Linked DNA regions of Homo sapiens: regions 2 and 3 are each linked to region 1. A link is a contact called in ENCODE Hi-C or POLR2A ChIA-PET data. All regions are on one chromosome and are shown on one strand. The core of a region is the stretch at or near the end of the contact, and the rest is flanking DNA. Distances in the headings are between cores, read along the strand shown.

Region 1 (5,024 bases), core at 802-3,301:
ACTCAAATCACAGTGATCACAGTAAGAACAACAATATGATAATCATGATCATCCCTCAGGTTACAGTTTTCCAAGAACTTTTATTTTTATACCCTAATTCCATTTTGACATCCTTGGTGATGGAAGTTAGTCAGAGATTTTTAAAATGTATTCATTTTTAAAATTAAAAATTCGTTGCAATTTTAAAGACAATACGTATTTGTTTACAAAAAAAAAAGAAGACCATGCAGATATGCAAAAGGAAGACAACAGAAAATACTCAAAATCCCCCCTTATCAGATGACCACTTTTGTACTTTGGTATTGACTAAAAATACAACCATAAGTGTTGATAAAGGCATTTAACAGAAATGATCTCATAGAGTATACCATGTTTTGAGACCCACTTTTTTTATTCAGAAGTATTGTATTGAGTTGGGATTCAAATTTAGTTCAGACTTCATGCTTAACAACTATAATACATAGCCGCATTTATTCTTTTCTACAATTAAACATGTATTACTTTTATAATCATAAAGTGCTGTGTCAGTTGTTTTTTCAAGGTGTCTATTGCCATACCTGGCTTTTCAGCTTTTCCAGCTCGGCTCTTTTGGCCTGAAGAAGCACCTCAGATTCTTTAAGGACCTGCAGGTGGTGATCCTCATTGCGTTCTGCCATCTCTATGTCTTTCTGTAGTTTCTGAAGCCTACAAAGCACCAGCAACACTAGAGCAGATCCTAAGGGACTCGGAACCCCAGAGCTGTCTTCCAGCACAAACCCCTTGTAGCCCTACAGAGGCCTTACTTACTCTTCTGTCAGTTTTTCCTTCTTCTTGCTTAAACATTGGAAGTCTGAGTCTTTTGCTGCTACAATTTTGTTTATTTCTTTCAAGATTTCTTCTTGCTTGATTTTGTGCTGCTCCAAATCCTTTGCATCAGCCTGGAGCGATCTAAAGCACATTGCTTTATTCCCCCCAGGTCCTGTAGACTTACCATGCATTATTTATCATAAACCAATTATTATCCCCTTAGAAGCAAACTTTTCATTCATCTCAATGTATACATCAACGGCTTAGGGAATCCACCTACCTTAGCTGCTGATCAGCTTTGACGAGGTTAACAGCAGTTTCCTGAGCTCTCCTTTCTAATTCCTCAGCATCTGACTCAGTTTGCAATAAACTTCTCTTGGCATCAGTGAACTTTTCAACAGCATTTTTTGTCTAGAAAAGAAACTGTCATTAAAAGCCATTCAGTTACAATACTCACTCACAGCTACTGGCCATGTAAACCAGTACAGCTCTTTTGGAAAACAAGATGGTACAGAAAGACATAAAAATGTCCATTCACTGTAACTCTAATTCTCGGTAAATAATTCAGAAGCAAAGAACTACTATATAAAAATGCTCAATGTATAATAATATAAGACCTGACAAATAATAATAGGCTAAGTGATAATGCATTAACAAAGTGGAATACTGTGTAGCCTTTCAAATGATCAGATGACAATGTAGCAACACGGAAGAATGTTAATATTATGTTGGCTGAGAAAAATAAATTTAAAATGGTATAAGCACTGTGAGAGCAACTGTGTAAAACTACATGTGTCAACAAAGACAGAAAGACTATATAAAAATAAATACAGTCATTTGAAAGTAGTGGAACTAAAGATGCTTTTTATTTCAAAATAATCTGTAATACTATTATATCATTTTAAATATTAAAACTATCTACCCAACTAAGTGGGAAGGAAGTGATTTTACCAAGATTTCCTCCACACAGAAATTCTTGCTGCACTCTATAGTTATTATCAAGCGAAGTAAAAATGCATTGATCTGGTGATAATGTAATTACGGCTGACAAACACAAACATTAAATACTTTGCAAATGTTTAAAATCTTCCTATATAAGATTTGGTAAAAACACATTTGTTTTAATCAACTTGGTTTCTTTTTCTGCCTAACATAAGATGCTTAAAACAATGACATCAAAAGTTCCAAAAATAAATAGAGTGTGGTTTGCACTTGGTTGAGCAGTGACTCACCTTCAGCCAAAAAAAACTGAAGTCTGCCATTGTACTAAAGCCAGAGGAGTCCGTATGTTAAATTTGCCTATTAAATATCTGTGTGGATGCAAAAGGGTTGGCAAGCTCCCAGAGAGCTACATATTTTACCATACGTCTTTCCATTTCAGATAGCTTGTTTCTGTCAGTTTCACCAGCAAAGCACTGGATAAAACTGGCTATGCATTCCAGAAAAGCCACCAAATAGTTTTTTGTCTCCTTCTATGTCAGGTTTTAACATGTCTGGCACACTCCTTCCAAAACACCACTACTTTCTCTCTCCTCCTCCTTCTTACCAAGCTGCCTCCCTGAGTCATTTTGGGAGGATGAAGGTGAAAGAACTTACCAGCCTTGGTTGACTTACTACCTCTGCCTACTACCACTGCCATCAATTTTCTTTTGATGATTTTATATATCTATACCTATATATATTAATATATAACCAAAATATACCAAAATTTATAATCAAAATATACCAGTGATATTTTGATATATTATCAAAATATCTTATTATATATTATTATACCAGTGATTTTTTTTCCTCTAGTTCTGCTCACATCTATTTTCTCTCACAGTAATCCAACATATGACAACAGAAGGAACAGCTCATCTGAAAAGGACTTTTTCCATTCTTAATTACTCACAGAATTTCTTTAATAAATAATTTAGTTCCTAGGTAATAGACTGCTTTTAATTTAAATAGATTCATGTTGAAATAGCAAAATACAAATAATAGTTCCTGAGGTGTTTCATGTGGGTAAGGAACTCTTTTCATCCTGGAATTCTCATCTAACTAAAAGAGCCCTTGGCTATGTGACTCTGGGCCAGTAATGAGCCTCTCTGAGCTACATCAGTAAACCAAGCTAACATCATCTACACAGGGCTGCCAGGAAGGTTAAATGAAACATTTACAAAATGGCCATGTGTAGCCACAGCAGTGGCTCAATAAAAGGTAACTCCTTTTTCTCCCCAACTTCCCTCTGTGTTGTGGTCTAAAGAATATTATCGGGCCAGGCGCAGTGGCTCACGCCTGTAATCCCAGAACTTTGGGAAGCTGAGGCAGGATCACAAGGTTAGGAGTTCAAAACCAGCCTGACCAACATGGTGAAACCCCGTCTCTACTCAGGAGGCTGAGGCAGGAGAATCGCTTGAACCCGGGAGGCGGAGGTTGCAGTGAGCCAAGATTGCGCCACTCCACTCCAGCCTGGGTGACAGAGCGAGACACCATCTCAAACAAAAAAAAGAAAATTATCTCTGACCAAAAAATATTTTGTATCATTATCAACCTGAAGACCAAAGTAATACTTGTGAGGTCCATTGTAGCTTAATAAGAATATAAAGATTGACCTATTTAAAAAAACACAGGTAGCAGAACCCAAATAATTAAATATAAAAGATACACACAGGATAAGGACGTGGGGTGTGCTAGGAACTAAGTAACTTCAGGAATTTTAAATACGCTGTTTTATTTAATCCATGCCGAAAAGCCTACGTATTCTTAGCCTGAATTTATAGATAAGAAAAGCAAAGCCAGGGGACTTATATGACTTGCATAAATTCTCACATCTTCTTAACTAGCAGAGTCCAGCCTGGAACCTGGCTGTCTGACTTGGACAACTGTCCTCTTATCACACACATTCTCTTTCTAATCCTTCAGGTGGACAGTAAGCTGACTCACCCACACTGAGCTCACACCCCAAACCACAAGAAGACAAACCTTTTCTTTAGTGCATGAAAGTTCACTCTCAGCCTCTGCCAGGAGTCGGTCAGCTTCCCTGAGCTCTGAGCGACGTTTCAGAAGAGTCTTCTCAATGCACTCAATTTCATCTACAATATCTTCATGATGTTTGAGTGATTTTTCTATTTCTAGTTCAGTCATAAGACTCTCAACATTTCCATCAATGAAGTCCCTAAAAAATAATATATACACCCATTAAAAAATGTTAAATGTAGACAATACAGATACTTGTAGCCTAACTACTAAAAAGATCTACAATGATTTTCTAATTTTATATGAGAATAGGTAAGAAAGACTGCTACATTTGATTTTGTTCAAGGTCTAGGTTTACCATCTTATTAAACATGGAATTCCTATTGGCAATAAATGCATAATATGTAAAATGCATGACATGGAATTGTTTGCCCTTTTAAATATAACAACAAAGATTATTGTGTTGTCAGCACTTGACCAAGAAAATGTTGATACTTCTATTCTTTTGAGGTATAAAAATAAAGCAAACCACTACCACAATATTCATCCATTCCCTCAAAACTATCCTTCAAGGGCAGTTCATAGGCTGCCCTTGAAGACTACCTGATTTTGTGATTTATTCCATTCGGCTGAAGTAAAACTCTGGTGACAACATTTGACACATCAAAAACTGTGACACACAATTCAATATCTTAAGGCTAACATGATGAAATTATTTGAAAATTAGATTAGCTATGTATGACTGCATGACAGAAAAATATGAAAATAAATTCAACATTTAACAGATTATCTTTAAATGAAGGCATACATATGATTTTTACTTTCTTCTTGGGACATTTTTGTGTTATCCAAACTTCCTAGAATAGTATTTATTACACTTTTATAACTATGAAAAGAAGTGGCAATCCTACCACCCTATCATCTCCCTCCAAAATACCTCAAAGTAAAAAAATTCCATTCCCCAATGTGTATACCCACAAAAATAACAGACATAACCATCTGCCTAACCTTCAAACATCTAGCCCCTATCTTTTAGGTGTGGCCCTTGCTTTCACTTGCCAGGACTATTAGTCAGATGTCTGCTGCTAGATGGCAGTGACCACGTCTTACTTACTTGTGTCCTCTGCAGGCCTCCCTACCACCCTGGGGTCTGGGCCAGTCTGGGTTAAATGACAAAAACTGGGGAACTGTCATAATTCATGGACTACTGCAAAAGATAGGCTTTTGCATAATTAACCCAATCAACAGATGCTGCATTCACTAAGTGACCCTATGAC
Region 2 (5,024 bases), core at 767-3,266, 230 kb after region 1:
CGGGCTCACCGACCTGGCTGGGGGCTCAGCCTGCAGAGCCGGGCGGCGGGGGCTGTGCTGGCGCCGGCAGGCGCGAGGAATCACAGAGCGGGGCGCCCAGCCTCATCATGGGGCGGCCCACGGAGACTTCCCGTGGGAGTGGGGTCTGGTGCAGGGGCGCCCCAAAGGACGAGTGGGAGATGGGGACACGCGGCGCAGAGAGACTCCTCGTGGATGGAGCCGATGGAGGCCCAGTGTAGAAGAGAAAGGGGTCAAGGAGACGGATAAGGAGCCACCAGAGACGCGGGGGGAATTCCCCGCAGAGGATGCGGGAAGCCGGGGAAAGGAAGGGATTCCGGAAGGAAGGGCTGAGAGCCGGGTCAGGTGCTGGCAGGAGGGCTGGTTGGATAGAAACTGGGGCGGGCCCAGGGCATTTGGCGTCCCCGACATGCGTATACACTTGGAGAGATGATTCCCTGGAGATCCAAGTGCCTGTATAGACAATCTTTTCTAGAAGTTCTACCGTTAGGTGAGGCGAGAGTAGATGTAGAAATTGGAGACGAGAATAAAGAGTGTTTTAAAAGCGTGCGTGGTTACAGGACTGGCTCTGGGTTCAGGGGTCCCCACTCACTAGCTGTGAGACCTTGAACAAGTCGCTTAGCCTCTCTGTGCCTCAGTTTTCTCATCTGTAAGGTGGGGATGATGATGGCAATACCTGCTTCACAGAGTGAAAATTAGATGAGATGATGTCTGTAAAATTACGTAAGACGGTACCCAAAAGTAGTACTATTTTTCCCTTTTCTTATTAGAGCAGGTTGCGCACGTTTTGATGTCCGTGGGAATGAGCAGGTAGAGAGGGTGGTATTGAGGCCGGAGGGGAGAGAAGGGACCCACAGATGGGGAGAGAAGTCTTGGGTGCCTGTTTTATCCCAAACCAGGGGAAGGAGGGAACAGGTAGGGCTGGCTGCAGGAAAGCTTGCAGGTATGGGGTACACAGTTAAAAGGGAGTGTCTTCTGATAGTCTTGATGCAGGCCTGGAGGTCGTTTGTTATGGGGGTGGAGGTCCTGATGTACATTGTGGCGGTAAGATGCCGTGCTGTCTTTGCCACCAGCCTGTGGCAGCCCTGGTGTTACACCAGGGCAGGTGGGCAGTTTAATGTATCTCAGGCCAGATGACCTGCCCTGCCCACCTGTTGAGGCTCCAGTAGATAGACGTGAAAGCACAGTATAAGCATAATGCACCACTTTAATCCTTTTCTCTGAGGAGCTGGAAGGCCTGTAGTCACCATCTGAGCCAAATGTCATTCAAGTACTTCACTTGGGTTACACACCACACTTTGACCCACTATCTCATTTAGTCATCACAACAAATGGGTGAAATAGGTATTATTGTCCCATTTTACAGATGCAGAATCTGAGTTTCAGGGAAGTTAAGGACTTTGTCCCAGGGCCCACAGTTAGTAAGCAGTGGACCCAGGATTTCAACTCAGCTCTGTCTGACCTCAAAACCCATGATCTGAAACCACTGTGAAAGTTTGCAAAACCTCTGTAGCAGCCAAGCAGGATGGAAAGATGTGTAGGGATTGTCTTCTCCATTTGATAGATGAGACAAGAGCTGGGTACTCTGATCTCCATCCCAAGCACACAGAGCTTGGGGCCCCACAGCCCTGGTGTGAATCCCACTCCACTACCAGAGGCTGTGTGCCTTTGGACCAGGCATCTTGCTTCTCTGACCCTATATACAGCTGCAGAAGAATTCCTTGCAGGTTGCTGTAAGGATTTGGAGGGAAACTGTTGCCCAGCACACAGTACACATTCTGGGAGCCATCGTTTCCCCAGTGCACTTTTCCTGCAAATGTGGATCTACATCCCACTTGGATGCTGAGACCAGCTGCTGTGATCTTGCATTTGTTTAGCGCTTTGTTCTCCTTGAGGCAGTAAAGTGGTGGCACCTGACCGGAGCATGTAGCCACCTATGACTTCCTGAGTGGGGTGGTGTGGGGAGGGCCCTGAGGAGTCTGTGGTCCTAGGCCTTGGATTTCATCAGGGCTTTCCTGCTCCTTCTGGTTGCCTCAGTCCCAGGCAAGATAGGGTCCCAGAATCTTACAGCCCAGAGGCCACCTGTTGCAACTTCTTTTTTACAGATGGAGTCATCAGAACCCACTGTGAGGAAGTGACTTCTCCTTGAGGTCACCCAGACACTCCAAACAGAGCAGAGCAAAAGCGCCTAGAACTTGAAATTTTGGACCTGTCTCCAACACCCTGGGGATTTCCACCAGGAAGGTGAGCACCCCCACTGAGAATTCCAGGCTGCTCAGAGGTGCCAGGGAACACAGACCAGGGACCAGCTGTGGCCCCCTCCTCCGATGTGCCCAGGGAAGTGGGGGAAGCCAGCGGCAGCCTGCGATTCTCAACCAGGGGAACTCTCACTGTGCTTTCTGAGAGTCTGTGACACGGGTCATTTTCTCTGACTTGCTCTCTTGCTTTTTCTCACTCTAAAAAAAAAAAAAAATGACTGGACACTCCTAAAGCCTTCAGTCACCATCCAGGGGATTTTTATCGCCACAAAGGGTAATTCCTGCTCCATCCCTGCTGTGACTCAGCTGTGACGTTGAACCACACAAGCCAGAGAGAAGAAGATAAAGTCATCAGAGCTCCTACTCACCAGAGAGTGAGGCCCAGGCCAGGACTCCACAAGGCTGGTCCCCTGCCCTGGAGCAACTTAAACAGGCCCTCTGGCCAGCCTGGAACCCTGAGATGGCCTCCAGCTCAGGCAGCAGTCCTCGCCCGGCCCCTGATGAGAATGAGTTTCCCTTTGGGTGCCCTCCCACCGTCTGCCAGGACCCAAAGGAGCCCAGGGCTCTCTGCTGTGCAGGCTGTCTCTCTGAGAACCCGAGGTGAGGTGATGGAGGAGCGGAGGGTGGGCAGAAAGTGGGTGCCAGGGAGGGACCCCTGATGGGAGGTGAGGGGCAGAGGAGCCTGTGACTTCAGGCGGTGACTTTTCTTCTCTGGGCCTCAGTTTCCACACCCTTTTCTCACACTCCCTGACACTGCCCCTCTGGCTGTGGTGGAAGGAGAGGAAGCCACAGAAAGGCATCAGCTCCCACAGGGGAAAGCCATCCACACCGAGGAGAGCCTCGAGGCTGTGAGGCCACTGTCTCACTGTGTGGTCTGGTGCTCTGCTAATGTCCCTAAGCCGCAGCTCGCTTGTCTGTAAAGCTGTTTTCTGTGTCATAGAATTGTTAATGAAGCCCAATGAATAATAATCACAAAAGTCCTTATAATAACAAATATAAACCTCTTGGTGAATGACAAACTGTTAGACGAATATCTCTCCTTCCACAGCATTGCTCATCACCTCAGACCGTTTGCTGGGAACCCTTTTGGAGGGGACAAAGAGATCGATATATATTTGTGTATTTAATGATACTTAAAATATTAACAACCCAGAAAGGCATGATATCAGTACTATTGTGGACATCCCTCTTTAAGCAATTATGCACCTACTGTGTGCCAAATGCTCTGCCCTTGGGTCCTCAGCACAACTTAGAGGGGTGGATACTATTATGATCCTATTTTACAAATGAGAACACTGAGGCCTAACAGATTAGGTCAGCTTTGGTCAGTTTCCTGGCAAATATGCCCTTAAACTATCTCATGTGATGACCTTTTGTTTGCGGTTTTACAGCTTAAGAAGGTGGCAAAGCTGAATCAGGCAAGTGAGAAGTTCAAACATGACGACAAAGGAGGAGGCTGTGAGAATAGCGAGGAGAGGCTGTGGCCGTGGAAAGGCCAGCCAGGAGGTGGAGGAGCAGAGGTTCACTGGTTTTACCATCAAGCGGATTGTCAGGGTTCAGCTCAGGCTCTGGTAGTGGGTCTCCTGGTTTCCCCTCTCCCTCCTTCCAAAACCTGGCAGAGGAGGGAGCTGATTGGAAGTTGGAGGGCTGAGGCCTGAGGCCTAAGTCCTGAAGAGCTTCTACTCAGCTCTGCTCCTGACTCACTCTACCTTGACCAATCCACATGCCCTCTGGGGCCTCATTCCCTCACTTGTAAAATAGACTATCTCGGTAGCGGTAGCAGGTCAGAGACACCAGGAGCTTTGTAAAAACACAGTTGCTGGCCAGGCGCAGTGGCTCATGCCTGTAATCCCAGCACTTTGGCAGGCCGAGGCAGGAGGATCACTTGAGGTCAGGAGTTTGAGACCAGCCTGGCCAACAAGGTGAAACCTCATCTCTACTAAAAATACAAGAATTAGCTGGGTGTGGTGGTGTGCACCTGTAATCCCAGCTACTTGGGAGGCTAAGGCATGAGAATCACTTGAACCTGGGAGGCAGAGGTTGCAGTGAGCTGAGATCGCACCACTGCACTCCAGCCTGGGCTACAGAGTAAGACCCTGTCTCAAAAAAAGAAAAACCCCCAAAAAACAGACAAAAAACCCACGGGTACCCAGGTGTTACCCATTAGAATCTGACACCCATTCCTGATTAAGAACCTCTAGGACAGATGTTCTCTGAGGCCCTTTCTTGTTCTAATAGGCCATGATCCTCTGTAATTACTAAACATATAAGACCAAAACCAAATGGAGGACCAAATGAGAAGAGCAAATATAGTCACATGTCAGCAATCTTTTGCCTAAACCCCTGAGATCAGATGTGTTTTGTAATTCAGAATTTTTTTTAGAAAAGCAAATCAGGGCATCATGTAATTGTGGCAGGGAATGCGGCAGTGCCCTGTAATCAAGCACATTAATGTTTCTGCAATGAAACATGTATATATTCACACTAAGTGGGGCAAGTAAGGGCTATAATAGCTTCCGGTCAGTGCAGTCACGGCAGGTTTGGCAGCCCAGGAAGCTCACTGCAAACTACCAAAAAATGTGGGATACTCGGCAGTTTTGCGATTTAGGAACTGTGGCTCTGGGATTGTGGACGTACATGATCACCACCCTGCTGATAGTTGAGGCTTCTGGAGCTGTCAGGAGAGTGGATGGTGCAGGGAGCTGTAGTGCCTCTCTCCAAGGCTTTGTCCATGTTTCCCCAGGAATG
Region 3 (5,024 bases), core at 1,099-3,598, 210 kb after region 1:
AGGGAGGCTGAACCAACTAAGGACTTGTAATATATTTGCTTCTTCGTATTAAGGGTCCACTTGAAGTTTCTAGTCATGAATTTAAAGTGGGACTGATCAGCATGGGTTGTGGGATTTTCTCCAGCCACATACACATCCTTTTCAGAATCTAATGAAAGCTATAGACTTATCAATTCCCTCCAATCAAGACAACCAGGAATACCTGGAACTGAACAAGTTTCAGTTTATTGAGTCTTTGCAACAAGGGAGAACACACACCATGGGGACCATAAGGCTTCTCGGTGAGAGTGCATTAGAAAAGCCTTATTATAGGATTTGTACTTGTGATAGAGTATTTGGGAGGAGCCTCAAAGAAATGGAACTTTACTCTGGATTGGATGCTTTCAGGAAGCAGGGGCAATCCTATGACCCAGTATCTTATTTCTTTTCTAGCTGGGAGGAAAAGTAGCAGCACTTACTCACTTTAGCCAGGAAAAGGGTGTGTGTGGTCATTTTTGTGGTTTGGACAATGTTCTTGTTTTTATATCCTGCTCAAACATGATTATAGAGTAGTCGTTTTTAGTATGGATCCATTTTGTCTGATGTTGATGTTCTATGACATCAGACACAGAGAACACCCCAGCCTGGCTCTGGGCACCAGACTGGCTCCCAGGGACACCGAGGCCTCACGCCAGTTGTCCAGGGCCACTCTTCTCTTTCACAGACCCCTGTCCCAGAAACATGCACATACACACACCATGCTCACAGCCTCATACCTGACAGAGGCCCCCCGCCACCAAAATTCCACTCCTTCTCTGTTTCCATCATTATAGTCAGATATGTGTATGTTACATGCACAGTCATGAATTATACAAATCTAAAATGCCCACACCAGAAAGGACCTAGAGCTCATCTCATCCGATTCCTTCATTTTTTGCCTGTGAACATGGAGGTCCAGAGGAGCAGCTTGTCTAGGATTATGGTGCTGATAAATGGAAAGGCCAGGACAGAAGCCCAAGTGAGGCCTCTGAACACCGCATTCTTCCCACCACTGAGATGAGCAGGAGTTACAGAGACACCAGTTTTGGCTCCCTGTGAAGAAGCATTTTCTTATAGCCATAGCCATTCAAAAGTAGAGTCAGGTCCAAGTTCCTTATTGCTGGGGCCATCTGAGCAGAGTCTAGCTGCCACCTTCCAGGGATGTTTCTGGGCAATTCAAGGTAGGGGGCTTAATGTCCCTTCAGTGCTGAGAGACTTTTAATAGTCAAGAAAACATCTACTTGACTGCTTTAATAAAAAGGTGAAGTTTTCACATCTGAAAAACAGAAGTACTAATAATACCCAAGTCAGAGGATTTCTGCAAGGCTCAAATGAGATAATACAGATAATGCACATAAAATGATTAGCACAGTGCCTGGCACAATAAAAGTAACTTGTGGCTGGGTAATAATACCTCTCTGGCACACTAGAGGTGGTAAATTCAATAATTTTTTACCTGTGAACATCCTACTTAGATTCATAAAATATTGACATTTAAAGATCCTCTAGAGATCATCTCATCAATGCCTCCCCATTTCACAGACCAGGAAGCAGGCCCAGGGAGGAGCCAGGACTCACCAAGAGGGTTCCACAACAGAGCTGGGGCTAGAACCCGCAGCACCAGGCTCCTCTGCCTTCCTATATGCAGCCTGGTGTCTCCTCAGGGCCTAATAGAAACATTGCCTGCAGGGGCAAGCAGAGACCCGAGCCTGGTGGTGAGGGCCAGGGCTAACATGTCTAACAGATGAGTTGGGAGCAATCAGAGGGTTTTGGTGTTGTTGTTGTTAGGCTGGAGGGGTGTGTGTGTGTGTGTGTGTGTGTGTGTTGGTGTTGGAAGGGTGGTCGGTGGGAGGGGGGTTGAAACTGAATGAGACAAGAGAAATTGGAGTTAAGGAAAGGATTGTTTGGCTTAATAATATATTTTCCAAATAAAGAACCTTTAGGAAATTAGAGCCAGGACTAGACTGTAATTCTCTGAGGGCAAAGGAAGAGGAAGGGAAAGGAGATATGCTTAGAGTTGGAGGAGAAGGCAGAAAGGTTTCCTGAGTCTGTTAGGGCCTTGGGGCAAGGCTGGTCGTCATTCATCCTCTTCTTGCCTCCTCCTTTCACCTCTAAAGGCGAAAGGCCAAACTGTGGTCTGTTCATTAAATAAATGCTGGGTGTCGAAATTAAAATGGCTCACTGATTTGGCTATGTTGTGTGTGTGTGACTGACAGACAGAGAGAGAAAGGAGGAGTTAGTATGGGGAAGTGATACAGTGAAGAAGTAAGACATTGAACCATGAAACAGAGGAGCTGCCCTGACTTGTGGCCTTGGGAGAGTTCCTGAACCTCATCAAGTCTCAATTTGCCCATCTAGAAAGCGGAAGTAACATTATCAGCCCTAATGGGTTATAATGATTAGGAAAAACACCTTAGTGCCAACTCAGGAGCCCACAATCTGTGGCAGTCAGCTGGAGTGTGATTTCCAGCTGTCTTAACTCTCTAGGCCTCAGTTCTATCTTTTAAAAATAATGAAAGAATTTCCCCCAACCCAATTTACAGATTTGTTGCAAGGATGAAATAAGATCCAACAAGTGAGAGAAATTTTAAAATGTAGAATCTTGCACAAATATAAACATAGCATTAAAAACAAAAAGCATCTTTGTGCTAAGATACCATAGACAGAGACTGCCTGGTGTGCTTTTTTAAAAATTGGGAAAAGACCACTATCTTAAAAAACAACCTCCTCCAGTGCCTCGAATTTTCCCATTTGCCTTCCTCTTTTGGTCCTCAGGACTGTCAGCCTTAGAACAATGCTATACAAAGTGTGGTCCCTGGCCGCCTGGGAGTTTGTCAGGAATGCAAATTCCCAGACCCCACCCCAGACCTACTGAAACAGAAAATCTTGGGAGCAGAGCTCGGAGATCTATATTTTAATAAGATATCCAGGCCTGGCGTGGTGGCTCACGCCTGTAATCCCAGCACTTTGGGAGGCCGAGGCAGGTGGATCACGAGGTCAGGAGATCGAGTCCATTCTTGCTAACTCGGTGAAACCACGTCTCTACTAAAAATACAAAAAAATAGCCGGGCGTGGTGGCGGGTGCCTATAGTCCCAGCTACTCGGGAGGCTGAGGCAGGAGAATGGCGTGAACCCGGGAGGTGAAGCTTGCAGTGAGCCGAGATTGCGCCTCTGCACTCCAGCCTGGGTGACAGAGTGAGACTCCATCTCAAAAAAAAAAAAAAAAAAAATCCAGGAATATTATAGGCATGTTAAAGTTTCAGAAGTGTTGTTTAAGAGCTTGTGAAAGTGCAGGTTCTCATTCTATAGGTCTGGGATGGGTCATCCTGTTAACTTTTGTACGGTTTTAATAATTTTTCTTTTTTTCTTCTAATTACCATAATTTTATAATTACAGGTTGAGCATCCCAAATCTGAAAATCCAAAATCTGAAATGCTTCAAAATTTGAAACTTTTTGAGTACCAACATGACACCACAAATGAAAAATTCCACACATAAGTACTTAACACAAACTTTGTTTCATGTAAAACATTGTTTAAAACATTGTATAAAATTACCTTTAGGGGATGTATATAAGGTATACATGAAACATAAATGAATTTTGTATTTAGACATGGTCCCATCCCCAAGATATCTTATTGTATGTATATGCAAATATTCCAAAATCTGAAAAAAATCTGAAATCTGAAACACTTCTGGTTCCAAGCATTTTGGATAAGGATTACTCAACTGGTACCTTAGTCTGATTAATTTATTCTCAGCTTCTATGTATTAGTTCTTAGGGATTCTTTTTTTTAACTTCACCTTTTTTGTAATGTTCCTAGCAAATGTTATTCATGTTATTTCACTTTTTAAAAATTATGCCATTGCTCTAGTGGCGGAGCAGGAAGCAAAGGAATACAGGGCCAGCATGCTGCTGAATGGGCCTGGCAGCAGCAGAACTACGTGAAGAGGCCTCTGTGTTCCTGGAGGTTTATGGACAGAGGTCCTTGTGTAACTTAATGTTCCAGATCCCGTGTCCTAAGCAGAGTAGCTGCAACCCAGAAACAGCCTCTGCAAAGGAGCCTTCAGTACCAGATCCAAGCCTCACTTTGTGTCCTCACTCCCACTTGCTCATTGGCCCCTGACCCAGCCTTCAGGATTTCAACAGCAAGCCGAAGAGCAGGTGCTCCTGTCAGCTTTTCTGCTCACTCTGGCTCCTGTGGCCAGACCCAAGTTCATACAGCAGATCTTTCCTGCCCTGCGTGGGCCTTTGAGACGCTGTGGAGGGTGGGCCTGCTTGGTTGATTACTACTGCTGCTGCTTCTAGTTCCATTGACCCACCAGGGACAGCAGCTCTGATTCGGCCTATGCCTGCCCTCCGCCACCTCCCTCCTTCCTTTCTCCCTTCCCCTCCCCCCTCTCCCACATACCAGAAATCACTGTCTTGGCACTTGGGATTTGAAAATTTGCCCAACAAATGAAAACTGATCTTATCTGTCTGCAAAGCAATTCGACAATGCATTTCAGGAGCCAAAATATGTTTATATTTCTTGATCCAGTAATCCTTCTCCTGTTGAATGATTTATATAAATTCCCAAAAGGAAAAAAAAATAGTTGGTACACAAAGATCTTCTGTGGAAGATTATTCATTTAATAAATATTTATTGAGTGCCTCCTGCATGCCAGGCACAGTTCTAGATGGTGTAATCAAGATAAACAAAGTCCCTGCTCTCCTGGAGATTATGTTATAATTGAGGAAAAAGACAATAAATACCCACTTAAAGAGGGAAAATAATATATTTACTAAATTCTCTGCAGAGGAATTTTTTTTTTTCTTTTTGAGGTAGAGTCTCACTCTGTTGCCCAGGCTGGAGTGCAGTGGTATGATCTTGACTTACTGCAATCTCCGCCTCCCAGGTTCAAGTAATTCTCCTGCCTCGGCCACCTGAGTAGCTGGGACTACAGGTGCGCACCACCATGCCCAGCTAATTTTTCTTCTTTTAGTAGAGACAGGGTTTCACCAT

Evidence for each region. Hi-C counts contacts between places; a loop is a spot of excess contacts on that map. ChIA-PET counts read pairs that join two places held with the same protein, here RNA polymerase II (POLR2A). Pooled maps may share reads with other maps.
Region 2: a pooled map shows a loop between it and region 1 (2.7-fold over the local background). The contact joins the promoter of TRAF1 here to the enhancer-like site in region 1. A Hi-C loop is called at or near these places in 1 of 37 single-sample maps with no recorded cell type and 5 of 50 pooled maps. POLR2A ChIA-PET finds 5 or more read pairs at or near these places in 3 of 52 experiments (OCI-LY7, activated CD4-positive, alpha-beta T cell and activated naive CD4-positive, alpha-beta T cell).
Region 3: a pooled map shows a loop between it and region 1 (3-fold over the local background). The contact joins two enhancer-like sites. A Hi-C loop is called at or near these places in 1 of 37 single-sample maps with no recorded cell type and 5 of 50 pooled maps. POLR2A ChIA-PET finds 5 or more read pairs at or near these places in 4 of 52 experiments (A549, OCI-LY7, activated CD4-positive, alpha-beta T cell and 1 more).

Annotation. Positions count from the first base shown.
Region 1 is chr9:121,153,643-121,158,666 of GRCh38, reverse strand. CNTRL (centriolin) reads right to left here. Exons shown (of 44, transcript NM_007018.6): 27 at 3,754-3,946; 28 at 1,067-1,197; 29 at 787-927; 30 at 558-684. Among named protein-coding and RNA genes, the nearest start is that of RAB14, 46 kb to the left of the region's middle. Within about 2 kb of position 2,051, at least 7 of the 41 ENCODE cell types and tissues checked have a DNase peak (open chromatin) inside an H3K27ac peak, as active enhancers do; they include OCI-LY7, where a contact is called at or near this core.
Region 2 is chr9:120,923,788-120,928,811 of GRCh38, reverse strand. It overlaps TRAF1 (TNF receptor associated factor 1), which reads left to right and starts at 2,016. Exons shown (of 8, transcript NM_005658.5): 1 at 2,016-2,262; 2 at 2,511-2,876; 3 at 5,020-5,024. The coding sequence starts at 2,737. RefSeq lists a silencer at 1-77 and enhancers at 1,738-2,057, 2,398-2,737, 3,198-3,267, 2,864-3,387.
Region 3 is chr9:120,941,900-120,946,923 of GRCh38, reverse strand. It overlaps C5-OT1 (C5 3' UTR overlapping transcript 1), which reads left to right. Exons shown (of 2, transcript NR_148450.1): 2 at 3,415-4,672. Among named protein-coding and RNA genes, the nearest start is that of C5-OT1, 8.4 kb to the left of the region's middle. RefSeq lists an enhancer at 2,029-2,078. Within about 2 kb of position 2,348, at least 3 of the 41 ENCODE cell types and tissues checked have a DNase peak (open chromatin) inside an H3K27ac peak, as active enhancers do; they include OCI-LY7, where a contact is called at or near this core.